Regions from separate parts of the Homo sapiens genome. Here region 2 is linked to region 1. A link is a contact called in ENCODE Hi-C or POLR2A ChIA-PET data. All regions are on one chromosome and are shown on one strand. Each heading gives the region's core, a stretch centred on a gene start or an enhancer-like site at or near the end of the contact. The rest is flanking DNA. Distances are from core to core; before and after follow the strand shown. Region 1 overlaps THSD4 (thrombospondin type 1 domain containing 4). Region 2 overlaps THSD4 (thrombospondin type 1 domain containing 4).

Region 1 (7,197 bases), core at 3,325-5,824:
AAGTAGGAGTATATGTGTGAAATGTCTCTGGGACAGGCCTCCTTCTCACACCCACACCATGTTTCTCTCTCTAGCTAAAGAGGAAGGAGAATGCAGGATGGGGCAAATGGTTATTACCTACCTCTGTAAGTCTTTCCACTGGAAAATGTAGGATATGAGAAAGGAAAGATTGAGGGAGAAAATTGCCTCTATTCTAGGGTATTCTAGCAGGTGTAAATGATTCTTTAAAAAGCTGTTTCTTTCCTGGCACTTGAACCCATGTCATTCTGGGTAGTTAGTAAAGAAAAGCCTCAGGGTGTATTTCAACATCTAATGAGCAGATTAGACTAAATAGGAATGATTTTAAGGACTTGAAACCAAGCATAGAGCTTAAACTCACTGCAAAATATTAAATACTGAGACCCGATCCTATTGTTTCTCTCTTCCAAGAACTCAGCTTTCTACAAAGACTGCCTTGCTCAGTTGTCATCGTGTGGCTGGTCGGGGTGTCAGTATTCTAGTGTTCCTACTCAACAGATGCAGGAATAGAGACTCACAGGGGTAGGATGGTCTGCCCTGGGTCACAGAACAACAGAGAAGAATCAGAGTCACCGAGAAGTTACATAAGCACAGCCCACCAAGCTGAGAGCAGCGATTTGCCTGAGGGCCTGCAGAAGAATTTCTCCCTCCATGCATCCAAGCCATGACTGATTCATTTCCTTTAAAAACAAACAAATGTGTTTTTACATCAAGACTACTAAGACTTCTCCAGGAAATCCTGGGTCTCTGTCTTAATCTCTTGTAGCACAGTTCTCTCACTCTCCGAGCAGAGGTCACCATGTTGTAAATTGGTGGGGACATGTCCTGAAGGAGTGGTTGGGACATTTTGTTGTACCTTGCATGGACCTTGAGATATTAGTATCTGGTGCATATCAAGAGGTTTTCAGAGTTAGATTTACAACTACGGTGTGATCAGTGAATATGCAACTTATATTTAAATTACACATTCAGCCCATGCTTTATATATTTATCAGACATTCTCACCCCACTGATACAGTCTGATTTGGCTTGGCTCTGTGTTCCCACCTAAATCTCATCTTGAATTGTAGTTCCCATAATCCCCACCTGTTATGGGAGGGTCCAGGTGGGGATAATTGAATCATGGGGGCAGTTACCCCTTGCTGCTGTTCTCGTGATAGTGAGTTAGTTCTCACGGGATCTGTTGGTTTTATAAGGGGCTTTTCCTCCTTTTGCTTGGTGCATCGCCTTACTGCCACCGTGTGAGGAGGGCTGTGTTTGCTTCCCCTTCTGCGATGATTCTAAGTTTTCTGAGGCCTCCCCAGCCATGCTGAACTGTGAGTCAATTAAACTTCTTTCCTTTGTAAATTACCCAGTCTAGCGTAAGTTTCTATCAGCAGCATGAGAACGGACTAATACACTGTCCTTCCCCCAAAGCTGTTAAACAGCTACCAAACCTGCCAGTCTCCATTTCTTAGAAATTTCTGTGAGAACACTCCATGAATCAGTGGGAGTTGTTTACAAAAGATTAAAAGAAAAATCACTTGTGTAGCTGTAGTCTGAGGTGGGAAGGTGCACCCCTCTTTCCTTTTATCTGGGTAAAATCTGCCTTGGTACATTCTTGTGATGCCACCATGTTTACCCTGGAATAATTATTTATTGCCTAGTTACCCTTTGGAGCCATGTTGAGCACAACATCCAGTGTACCTCTTCGGATATTTTAATACAATCATGTTGTCACCCCGCATCTTCTTTTTGCCAGCCTGCTGAATAATTTTATTTCCTTAAACTGATTTCTGTGCTTTGGGGCTTGCTGTTTATTATCCTGACTCTTCCCTTTAGAGTGTGGTTAATGAGTCATAACGCGCAGGTCTCCTCACCTGTGTGAGCTCTGATGTGCTGGGCTTGGAAACAAGGAATGTTATTGGGATTGATTAGTGATGCCTTGATTGGGCTTGGGAAGGGGGAATGGCTACATCTGTGCTGCCTCTTTGCCAGTTCTATGGTTTTTCAATCTTTCCAATCATGGTTACCTAGGTGCCGATTAATCCTGCTAGTTGCTCGAAAATTTGAGATGAGTCTCTATTCTTTATTAAAGACGATGAGCTTCATAAATGTTTACAATATTTCATTATATTTGACTACAAATGCCTGTATGCATTCTTTAATGGCAGGGAATGATGCAAATAAATATGAACAGGTTATCGTACATTGTCTAAATGTATTCACATTTAAAATGTAAGTAAAAAACAATATGTAGCGGATTGTAATTTTTCAAGAGATGACCTTAGGATGGGTGAAATTGTCAGGGGCTGGCCTGGTTTCCCAGAATAATCCTTTAAATTAAGAATTCTCTCATTGGGGGCAGTGTATCCAGAGGTGGAGGAACTGAATCAAGGATAGTTTTAAAAACTGGATCATCTGATGGCTGTGTATTAAATAGGTTTAATTCTTTTGATTGTATTTCCTGTCTGCATCTGAGGCCGTATCCACTGCAGAATAATAAAATGGAGGTACTGGCAACTATTTGTATTTGAATTCTTCTTCTTCTTTTTTTTTTTTTTGAAACGGAGTTTCACTCTTGTCACCCAGGCTGGAGTGCAGTGGTGCATTCTGGGCTCACTGCAACCTCTGCCTCCCGGGTTCAAGTGATTCTCTTGTCTCAGCCTCCCGAGGAGCTGGGATTACAGGCGCCCGCCACCACGCCCACCTAATGTTTGTATTTGTAGTAGAGACAGGGTTTTACCATGTCGGCTAGGTTGGTCTCAAACTCTCGACCTCAGGTGGTCTGCTCACCTTGGCCTCCCAAAGTGCTGGGATTACAGGTGTGAGCCGCCGTGCCTGGCCTGTATCTGAATTATTGTTTCCAAACCCAGCTGCCTTCAGCCTAAACAGTGGCAAGCACTTGTCATCATATCCTGAAGTCATAGACATAATTATCACACCTCTTAGCTGCAAATCTAGGCTTCACCATCAGTTAACTGTTTGAGGCCCTTTTACTTAGTAACCCAAATACTTGGTAATTGAGTATATGTAGGGATATATTTTTCTTTAAGATTACTACGTGTGACATACATTACCCTGGAATAGAATGCTCTCATTCACAGCCATTTCTGTTTAACGTGGGAGACATTTCTGGGTTTTTGCTTCTCTCTGTCTTTCCTATTCTGTGACTGTCACTGCTCTATTGGAATCACTTTTCTCCTGGTGGTGTCCAGTGATCTTTGGATGGTCCACTGAAGGTAGATACCTCCCAGCCCTTTCTGTGCTGGGACTAAGATGGCACATACAGTATTCTGTAGCTCCCTCTGGCCAAAGCAGAAGCTATCATCACTACCCACTGTGTAAGATTCCTCCTGTACAGCAGCACCCTTCACTGGGTAGTGCTTAGTTTTTAATCTATATTTTTTATTCTTTCTTTTGGATTTCCAAATATAAAAATACCACCACTACTGCCTCCCGCCAGCACTCCGCCTTGTGAGGAAAGCACTGTGTAACTTTGTTGACAAATGTCTGCTTAATTATGTTTAATGATTCAGAAATAAAACAGGGAGAAGTCCCACATTTTAATTTCAAACTAAAGACTGCTAGAAGCCAACAGAATTTTTGTTTGCTTGTTTTTGTTTTGTTTTGCTGAGACAGGGTCTCACTCTGTCACCCAGGCTGGAGTGCAGTGGCATGATCATGGCTCATTGTAGCCCTGATCTCCCTGGGGTCAGTGATCCTCACACCTCAGCCTCCCAAGTAGCTGGGAATACAGCCATGCACTATACATTTTTGTACTTTTTATAGAGACAGGGTTTTGCCATGTTGCCCAGCTGGTCTTGAACTCCTAGGCTCAAGCAATCCACCTGCCTCAACCTGCCCCGATACAGATTTTTAAAATGTAGGTGATTAATAACTCACTTGTAGCTCTGGAGCTGTTCAACAGAAGTTGCAACTCAAGAACGCTATTTAGTAATTAATAAGAAAAGTTTGGGGAAACAAAGTTCTACATTGTGCTCTGCTGATCTTTTTCTTTGAAATCTTACTGCAGATGCTGTTTCTCTGCGGAGGCAAGGAGGAGGACCTTGACTAGTCTCTGATGGGGCAAGGAGTTTGTTCGATTGTGCCAGTCTGAAATATGGCAGGTTAGAGGGGTGGAGAAAGCCAAGTATTGCAGGGGTAAGAAACGCTAGGCAGACAAACCTTGTCACGAGTTTAGTGAGCCCAGAAGTCAACAAATGAGTAGGGGCAAGAAACTGGCAGGGCGACCATAGATTTCATATGGTTATTGGATTAATTTATTTTTGCTTTAAAATTTTATCGAGTGAGCCATAATTTATTGGGCTGAGTTGAGTTTTGTCCAGGGGATTGAAGTTTGGATTTATCCCAGGAAACAGCTTTCATCTAAAGTCATGCTCCAGCAAATTATGCTGATTTTAAACGGAGCAGCCTATTAAAAATAGGTCAGATTTCAACAGGACAGTGGAACGTTTGGTTTGAGGAAACTTTGAGTACATCAGTAACTATTATGAGATGTTCTGCTGTGATCACGTGGCCTGCCTGTCATCAGGAAAGGGAGAAAATGGAGGGGAGGACTCTTACATTCCAGTCAATTCACGTAGCCTCTTGATGCCAAAAATTAGAAAGGGGAAGCATATCAGATGTGTACAGCTCAAATTCCATTTGTACTTAAGGTTACGTAACAGCTCATAGTGTAATAGCTTTGGCCCGTGTCCAGTGAGCCTGTAGATATTGGCGGCTTTGCGTGCTTAAAAGGCCCCCATCAATCAGTCATGATGCCTGGTCCTACACCCAGTTGCCATGTTTGTTTAAGCCGGCTTTGGAGGTTGTATAAATAGTGTTAGCAACCTGCTCTCCCACCCTTGGTGATAAATGGCACCTTTAAAAATCCTTTGGCACATTCTTAGGATGCGAAGGAGTAGAACTGGATCCATTGACATCTTTGGTGGTTATCAGCCTCCTTCTGCATATGTTCTTGTGGCATCTCCAGGAGGGAAGTGTGGAGGGTGCCTGGGGCATCCGTACCGCCCTGGCTTCTTGGGCCTCTGCAGCCTCTGCCTGTCTGAATCAGCTAGTGGAGTATCCTGCCTCGTGGAAACTGGCAAGGGCTGCACAGGGGCTCCCAAATGAAACTGTGACTCAGGACTGGACAAGCGAATTCGAGTTCACACAGAATGGAAAGGTGTACTTTTTCCCCTTTAAAAAAAAAAAACACAAAGATTGCTACAACATGTTGGCATTGATTCATGCAGTCACTTTTTGTTCTGTACAAACAGTGGCCTTGGGGTAGCAGGAAGAGCAATGGGCAAAGGACACAACCTCAGTGCAAAAGCCCTAGCTCCCTTGGACCACAGTTGCATATCTAGAAAATTAAGAAATAACTTCCTCTTGTTGTGAGGTTCCGGCGAGATGCCATGTGTAAAGCACGTGTATCAGTGTTGGACATTCCACTATTGGTGACTGGGTGCCTGCTGTATGCTTATCCTCCAGGTAGAGCTTCCAGGAGCAAGTGGGACTGGGCGTGTGCAGATGTAGGGGAAGGGTGTTCCAGGCAGAGGGAACCACAGAAGCAAAGGTGCTTGGGCAGAAAATACAGGTGTTAGGAAACATCGGCGAGTGTCCTTCCTCTGGAGCAAAGAACTTATAAAGGGGAACAGTGTAGGACGAGGTTGGCCTGGAAGTTTGGGGCCAGATTATAGAGGGCCTCAAACAGGAGGCTAAAGAAACTGGACTGCCTTTTATGGGCAGTGAGGAGTTATTGGGGTTTGTAAGCAGGAGAGTAGTATGATCAGAGCTGAGCTTCAGGAAAATTAATCTGGCAGCAAAATCCTGCAAAACCTCTTTGGAACAAAAGGGGTGAAAATAAATAATTTGAAAATTTGGCAGTCATGTTTTCAAATATGTTCTGAAATGTGTAAGCTATAATATGTATTTTGAAATGATAACATCTTTCTTTTTCTGTTCCTGCACAGCAGCCAAATTCCTTGTTCATTCTTTATTTCTTTTCCTCATTCCCTCCCTCCCTCCCTCTCTCTCTCATTTTTCCTGTGTTTCTGTTTCTTTCATTGTTTCTCCTGGTTTCAGTGTGTCTTCCTTTCTCACTCACCCAGTCCCTCCCTCACTCTTTGCCCTGTTCTGTCTTTCATGGTTAGTGGTGTTTTGGAGGTGTGTCTAAACCGAGCCAGGGACTGCGAGTTCCAGGACAGTCCTTCAAAAAGGTCCATCTGCTGGTTTTTGTGCCCAGCATACCCGCTGTGAATGGACTACATTACTGAAGGCTGTGAAATCACCCAAATTTGATCTTCAACTCTCATCATACAAAGTATCGGTATTTTGAATTTGTAGGTGAATCATTTGTAATTCATGGGGGCAATGTTTCTACAATTGAACTTTCTGGACTCATCACCAAAAGGTTCAGTCAGCTTCTGTAACTTGTGGGTTAGCAAGTGGATTCTATAGATACGCCCCATGTCCCTGCCCAGGCAAACTTAATAAATGTGTTCAGACCTTAGGTGTTCATGGATTTAACTCACAGGTTTGTGATTCTTTGTGGGTTCCCCTGTGGGTCTGTGGCACAGAGTTGGGCTGAGGTATGAATCCGAGAAGTCTACTTTGCAAGACACATGTTATGGAAAAGGGTCATTTATCCTTATTGTTCTGCGCATTCATGCATTTGTAACAATGCTTGTTAATTAAAACATTGTGTTGTGTCTGTGAAAAACAGCCATCAGGTGAGAGCAACATTTAGTGAAATCTGAAAGTAGGGTTAACTTGTAGTGTGAGGCTATGCACAGGAAAACGCATATGGCTCTCCATAGAAATGTGATTCAAGCGAAAGCTGGGAGCCTCTATAAACATTCTTGTATTTGTGGATCTGGGAATTCAAGAAGGTTTCAGATGTATGCCTCAGGAATGTCAAGAGTCTGCTGTATATCCAAATTTACAAAACAGATAAATTATTGAATGACTATTCAGGTTGCAAAACGATTCTTCATTTTATTAAATATTTACTGCACATTTACCCTAGAGAAGTTCTTTAGTAAATATAGTACTTGATTTACAGAAATTCAGTGCGTATGACTGTTTCTGGATATATGTATTGTGTTAAGTGGGATCCTTTCTCCATAGCATGAAGAAATTTTAAGATAATCTTTTCTCCATTTGATAAATGAGTTTGTATATATGAAAGGCACT
Region 2 (6,859 bases), core at 3,221-5,720, 160 kb after region 1:
TAGGTACAGAGCCCAGGACAAAGGAAACAGCTGTGAAGATGATGCCAGGAGGATCCAACCCTTCCCAACATGGCCAGGAGACAGAGTTGGGCCAGGAATGATGGGGCCATGTTAGGCTGGGCCCTGCCCTGTAGCTGATGGCCCAGGTGCTGCACACACACATATCCCCAGGCCTCACCATGGCCACCTTTCTACACCTCAAAATCCAGAGGCTCAAAACCAAAGGCATAAGCTCACAGCAAGATGTATACAGAACTTTGGGGAACCCCATTAGCCGGCCCTTAGAGCTTTAGCTCACAGACAAAACAAACAAGCATCAAAAATTATTACAAAAGCAATAGTTTTATTACACTAAAACATCAAGCAGAGACAGCATAAGTCTGTCTGACAGACCTAGGCAAAATGTCCTAATTAAATTCTGAAGCCATTTTTATGTTATTTTACCAACAATTTTAAAGCTAGCTTTATTTACCAAAGGCTTATTAATGTCAACCTGAACCTAAAAAAGCATTTGGGCTTATTTACTTGATTTATGAGTATTTACGTATTTCTAAATCGGTACCATCTAAACAACATACAAACACATGTATACACATATGCATACATGTAAACATAGCATGTAACACACATTATGTACACAGAAGCCAAAGAGATGAAGCAGATCAGTGCAAAAGAGCAGAGCTTTAGACCTGAGAGGAACCTGCCCACGAGTTTTGGAGTGTTATGAGGAAGACAGGGAATCCCAAAACAAAAAGAGGTCAGTGGTCCCTTTTTTTTTTTTTTTTTTTTTTTTTTTTAATTTCTGAAGGGGTTTAAGGATTGATAGAAGTCTCCTCTAGATCTCTTCATGTAGTATTGAAGGTGGCAAAAGGAAGTAGGGGCAAAAGTAGTTGGAAGAATGAGTTGTAGAGGAGATAGTTTAGCGTGGAGGGATGAAGTTTTCCAAAAGGCCTGTGAAGTTTTAGTTACCAGGGGTTTGAGAAAAGGGAATCTAGCTGACTAAAAAGTTCTTATGGGAGAACAATATCCAAAAGAGAACGGAGAAGCTTAAAAAAAGTGCAGTCTGAATGTCAGCTTTTAATGAAGCTGATTTCTAACCATTTCTAACCACAGACCTTTCTTTTTGAAACAATCCTTTACAATTTCTTATTATTAGATTTCAATGGGGACAAACAGCACATATTCTGGGTTTTTAATTTTTTAAAAAACTAAAAGCATCTATCAGGTGATTCTGAATGCAAATCAATAAGCCTTTTATGACTTAACCAAGAATGTATGATTCATCTCTAAAGAGGTGCAAAGAAACAGTCCTCCCAAGACCCGGAGCCACCCGCTAAGACAGTTAGAAGAAAAAAGAAACTTAAAGATGAGCTGCACAACAGTAGCTGTTCATGGGAGGGAAAAGGATCAATGACAAATGTGTGCTCCAAAAAGTCAAGAGTCAAACAAATATAAATTCAAAACAAGTAATTAAAACAAATCCTTATAAATGTTTCATTTTTTTTTTCTTCTTAGTTAAAGGATTTATATCTCCAAGGGACTGGTTCTCTGACTGGGAAACCAACCCCAGACAGAGCAGAGAAAGTTCAGAATCCTAGTCACTAAACTACAGGCCAGAGTGTCTTTTTTGCAAATTCCTCAAAGGCTCCAAAGCAGACAGTTTACATGTACAAAGGATTTTAACATTGTTTTAGATCTGATTTCTGCCTTTTAAAAATCTTGCCAAGGGAGTTTTTAGGCTATCTTTCTTTTGTTTCTTTTCATAGGTACCAATAAGATAGTTGTTTAAGACTATAGCTCTCTAAAGAGTAGTCTTTTAAATTTAGAGAATTTCTTTATCTCATAAGTGACTCAAGCCAAAAAGGCTTTTTTCATGGAAAGTCCCTGAGGTAACTTTCCGGGTTTAGAATACGACAGGCAAAATTGGCATCTTTTTTTAAATGGGTGCGAAAGATGCAGCCTTCATGATCCTCCCCAAAATTTACTCCCAGAAATAAGCTAAGATAGCAGATCTCTGTTGCCACAGGCGGTTAAGGATGGTGTAGCTGGTCTCCCTATGAGCACATGGACACGTGGCCACATGGGGGTGCCTCTAGTCACAGACCTGCCAACCTGTGACGCCTGTGACACAGGGCAGGCACTTCAGGGATTAGACTTTCCCAGCACTAACCAGGCAACAAAGATGGAAGCAACAGAAGCCCTTCATGGATAGAACTCCTTTTAGGACAGACTCCACTGACAGCTTGGCACATTTGGGGAGAAAAAGAGAGTGCTGCTTAAAATTTGACATGGCTCAGGATTCCCAGTGCTTTTAGACTAGCTACTGGACGTGACCTGAAAATCACACCCCCAGAGGCAGAGACCAAGGGAGAATGCTCCCTCTTGGTTACAAGTCAACTCTGAAGGGCATAAAGCAAGACGAAAGGAGACCCTCATCCGGTTTTCATTTCAGGGACCCACAGCACAGTTTGTCTTAAATAGATGCGGGTCTGATGAGAACCATAAAACTCACCAGTCTGTGGAGATCAGCTCAGACAATGGGCTTATAGGGGTTTTAGGCCTATGTTCTATCCTACTTCTACCCTGTGATACCCTTATTTATGACAAAACAAAACAGGAAGACAAAGACGAAGGAAAAAACAAAGACTATTTCTGGAAAGAGAAGGATTAGATAATATGAATATTCATAATAAAAATACACCAGAGCTGCTATACTCAATGCTAGTCAAACAAGTGCTTTTCTCCCATTAATCTTAAATTTGGAAAGGAAAATGAGACAGTTATTTTTACCACCTACTTAACCAGATTTCACAAAGAGTGACCAAGAGTGACTGATAAGAATTTCTCCCCTTTGGCTGGCATATCAGGTCTGGGGTTCCCTCGAATCTGGCTTCCAGAAGAGCAGAGTGGTTTCGGTTATCCTGTTCACAGCACCTCATCTGTAGGGACCAAGGGAAAGCTTCCCCCTTTACTTTCTGGAGGTTTGTGAATATCAACAAAAGACAGATTAATAAGAAAAAAAAGCATACAAAATTTATTCTAACATGCATAGCACGGGGGAATTGCAGGAGAATGAATGCCCAGCAACCCAATGGAAATGTTTATACACCCTTTTTCATAAGGCAATTGGAGATGAGGGAAATGTGGCAATTTGAGGGATAGTAACATTTTTACGGGGAAATGAATGGACTTGGAGAACACGCAGTGACCTGGGACAAAGTCTCTTGGGCCCACAGAGCAGACAATGGCTGGTAAATGATTCTTTTTGAAATACTGAATGGGACTGTGTTCATTTGTTTTTGCACTGCTATAAAGAAGACACCTGAGGCTGGGTAATTTATAAAGAAAAGAGGTTTATTTGGCTCATGGTTCTGCAGGCTGTACAGGAAGCATGGTGTTGGCATCTGCTCAGCTTCTGGTAAGGCCTCAAGAAGCTTACAATTATGGTGGAAGGTGAAGTGGGAGCAGGCACATCACATAGCAAGAGCAGCAGCGAGAGAGAAAAGGGGGAGACTCTTTTAAGCAATCAGATCTCACATGAACTGAGAACTCATCACCAAGGATATGGTGCTAAGCCATTCATGAGCGATCCACTCCCATGGTCCAAACACTTGCCACTAGGCTCTACCTCCAACACTGGGGATCACGTTTCCAAATGCAATTTGGAGGGGACACACATCCAAACCATATCAGGCACCAAAATAGAAGACGATGGTTTGTGACAGAAGTCTGCCCAGGCATTGACAGCTTGAGTCTTTCTTCCTGCGATATGAGTTAATGAAAACTCAAGGAAAGGACCAGAGGTAATTGTTTTCTTCTTTGGCAGGTGTGGACTTTAGGAAGATAAGGGAACTCCAGAGAACAGCTTTGGGAGAGACAGAACATTGAGAGGCTAAAGGGAGGTGGAGGTAGGGTAAGGTCAGAGAGACCTTGAGGTGCTTACTTCAGTCCAGCATGTTAAAGTGCTATATTTTCGGGTATTGGTTTCTGAGCCCCAGCACTGCAGTTAATATACTGGTACATGGGTCCCTTTACATGTTTGCAATAACTGTTGGATAAATTCTTAAAAGGGAGCCAAGAATTCATATGTATTTGTGATTTTGATAGCTAGTGGGTGGCAAATTGCCCTCCGAAGTGGTTGAAACAACTAACACATCCATCAGCAATGTATGAGAGTGGTTTGCTATCCACTTTTTGGCTATTTGCCAGTCTGATAAGGGGAAAGTGGTATCTCCTGTAGTATTATTAGTTTTCATTTGCATTTATCTAATTTTGAGTGAGCTCAAGCATCTTTTCACATGCTTCAGAACTGAACCTTCAGGGACTGGGCTAGGATGAAGTGAGTGCAGTGCCTTGGGTGAAGAATTTAAGGAGGCATTTACTAAGTTCTCCAGGTCTCCTTCACTTACGTGCCCTAAGCACCTCCCCTACCCACCCTGGTCCCAGCTCTGTGCAGTGCCCTCCTCGCCCTCGCCCTCACCCTCGCCCAGGAACCACTTACATTCCTTTTGTGTGATCTGTCTTTTAATAATCTTTGCACATTTTTCTATTGGGTTGCTGATCTTTTTCTTAACTTGTAGGAGCTTTTTATGCATTAAAGAGATTATTGTGTAAATTGCAGGGTTTATTTTTTTTTTAACTTATGCCTTTGCTTATGAAATTTTGTTTATTTTTGCCATGCAGAAGTTTCACATTTTTTAAATGGCAAATTTAGCAATTTTCTCTTTTGTGATTCTGGATTTTATGTCATAGAAAGACCTACAGTTTGAAGTTATTAAGAAATCATCCTGTTTTCTTTCAGCAATTTATGGTTCTGTGTTTTTACATTTTTACCTTTTACATTAATTCATTTGGAATTTATCCTAGTGTATCGTGTGAGGTATGGGTTCAATTTTACTTTTTTTCAGATGGCTACCCAATTATGGATAATTACCCAATTACCTAAACCATAATTGAATAGTCCACCTTGCCCCCACTATTTTGAGGCTCCCTCTTTATTACTTGTGTATATTTTTGGCTTTGTATTCAATTCTATGAATCTCTGTCTTTTCATATACAAATATTAGAACATACATTTCGAAAAAGAAGCAGAACACACAGGTGTTTGAAGTGATGAAAGGTAAGTTTGCTTTGCTCGGGGCTAATGCATTTATGGACTTCAAATGGAAACCTTTCTTTGTTCATCACTTGGAAAAGCCACCTGTATTTAGGTACCTTAACAAGACTTCCTGTTTACAATATATTTTTACTTGATTGAAAAATGAATATTCTATGACTTTTTGGAGCAGAATGGCAGGAGTTACAATCATGAAAAGCATTCCAAATGACAAGACCACGGTAGGCCAGATCAAGATCTCATGGACAGTTGAGGGAAAGTATTAAAAAATAGAGAACTGGAAAATTTATTGAAAAATGCAGAATATGCTTTTGGCAGCTGTTTGCTTTTAGGACAAACTAGATTTGACATGGAAAAACAAATCACTGCTCCCATAGGCGGCTCTTGAGGAACCGTCTTCTGCCATTCAGTAAATAGGCGGTATCTTTCACAAGTTTTGTTTTATTGCATATGGATCATAGCAATTTTTTAAAGTTTATCAATCCATCTTCTAATGGCTTGAAATTTACTATTTTTTTCTACTTACTCTTCTTGTGTTCTATTTTCACAATTCCCAGCAAAATGCTAGTAATTATAGTGCTTAAGAATATGCTGGAGAGGATGTGGAGAAATAGGAACACTTTTACACTGTTGGTGGGAGTGTAAATTAGTTCAACCATTGTGGAAGACAGTGTGATGATTCATCAAGGATCTAGAACTAGAAATACCATTTCACCCAGCCATCCTATTACTGAGTATATACCCTAAGGATTATAAATCATTCTATAAAGACACATGCACATCTATGTTTATTGCAGCACTACTCACAATAGCAAAGACTTGGAACCAACCCAAATGTCCATCAGTGATAGACTGGTTAAAGAAAATGTGGCACGTATACACTATGGAATACTATGCAGCTGTAAAAAAGAATGAGTTCATGTCCTTTGCAGGGACATGGACGAAGCTGGAAACCATCATTCTCAGCAAACTAACACAGGAACAGAAAACCAGACACCACATGTTCTCACTCATAAGTGGGAGTTGAACAATGAGAACACATGGACACAGGAAGGGGAACATCACATACTGGGGCCTGTTGGTGGGTGTGGGGGGCTAGGAGAGGGATAGCATTAGGAGAAACACCTAATGTAGGTGACGGGTTGATGGGTGCAGCAAACCACCATGGCATGTGTATACCTATGTAACAAAACTGCATGTTCTGCACATGTACCCCAGAACTTAAAGTATAATAATAATAAAAAAAGAATATTCTGAACCTAGTTTCCTAACCAAATCTTGAGTGCTGCCAGCCAAAAAGATTTTTTTTTTCCATCCCACCTCCACATTCACCCAAATGGACTAAGGAAGGGAGATCAGTGACAGCCATGATTGTCATTTAAATGGACTGAATATGATCATGCATGAACAAAGATTTTGGATTCCAACATTTGCTTTCCAAATACTAATCTCATTTCCTCAAAACTGCTTAACAAAACCTCAATATAAGCTTTGTCTCCCTTGTGAGAGCTATGATGAACTTCTTGTGGATGAAGGATTTTTATATCCTTTGAGTTTCAAGTCAGTTTCTAAAGGCCTAATTTAAATACTTCACACATACAATATGAAATTTCAAATATATGATATAAATAAAATACAATGCATGGTGTTTCAGTAATGTTTGGTGTACTCATGCTATTATTTCTTGTTTAGGGAAAGATAAACTCTTTCTATTTTTGGATAGATATATAATCCCCCTCAGAA

Evidence for each region. Hi-C counts contacts between places; a loop is a spot of excess contacts on that map. ChIA-PET counts read pairs that join two places held with the same protein, here RNA polymerase II (POLR2A). Pooled maps may share reads with other maps.
Region 2: a loop to region 1 is called in a map of PC-9, with 11 times the contacts of the local background. The contact joins two enhancer-like sites. A Hi-C loop is called at or near these places in 5 of 168 maps with a recorded cell type or tissue (Calu3, PC-9, Panc1 and 2 more) and 4 of 50 pooled maps. POLR2A ChIA-PET finds 5 or more read pairs at or near these places in 3 of 52 experiments (MCF 10A, PC-9 and naive thymus-derived CD8-positive, alpha-beta T cell).

Annotation. Positions count from the first base shown.
Region 1 is chr15:71,274,582-71,281,778 of GRCh38, forward strand. All of the region lies in intron 6 of THSD4 (thrombospondin type 1 domain containing 4), which reads left to right. LOC124903521 (a long non-coding RNA gene) reads left to right here. Exons shown (of 2, transcript XR_007064701.1): 2 at 2,823-7,197. Among named protein-coding and RNA genes, the nearest start is that of THSD4-AS1, 89 kb to the left of the region's middle. Within about 2 kb of position 4,575, at least 20 of the 41 ENCODE cell types and tissues checked have a DNase peak (open chromatin) inside an H3K27ac peak, as active enhancers do; they include PC-9, where a contact is called at or near this core.
Region 2 is chr15:71,433,666-71,440,524 of GRCh38, forward strand. The region is part of intron 7 of THSD4 (thrombospondin type 1 domain containing 4); the gene reads left to right. Among named protein-coding and RNA genes, the nearest start is that of THSD4-AS1, 250 kb to the left of the region's middle. Within about 2 kb of position 4,471, at least 2 of the 41 ENCODE cell types and tissues checked have a DNase peak (open chromatin) inside an H3K27ac peak, as active enhancers do; they include PC-9, where a contact is called at or near this core.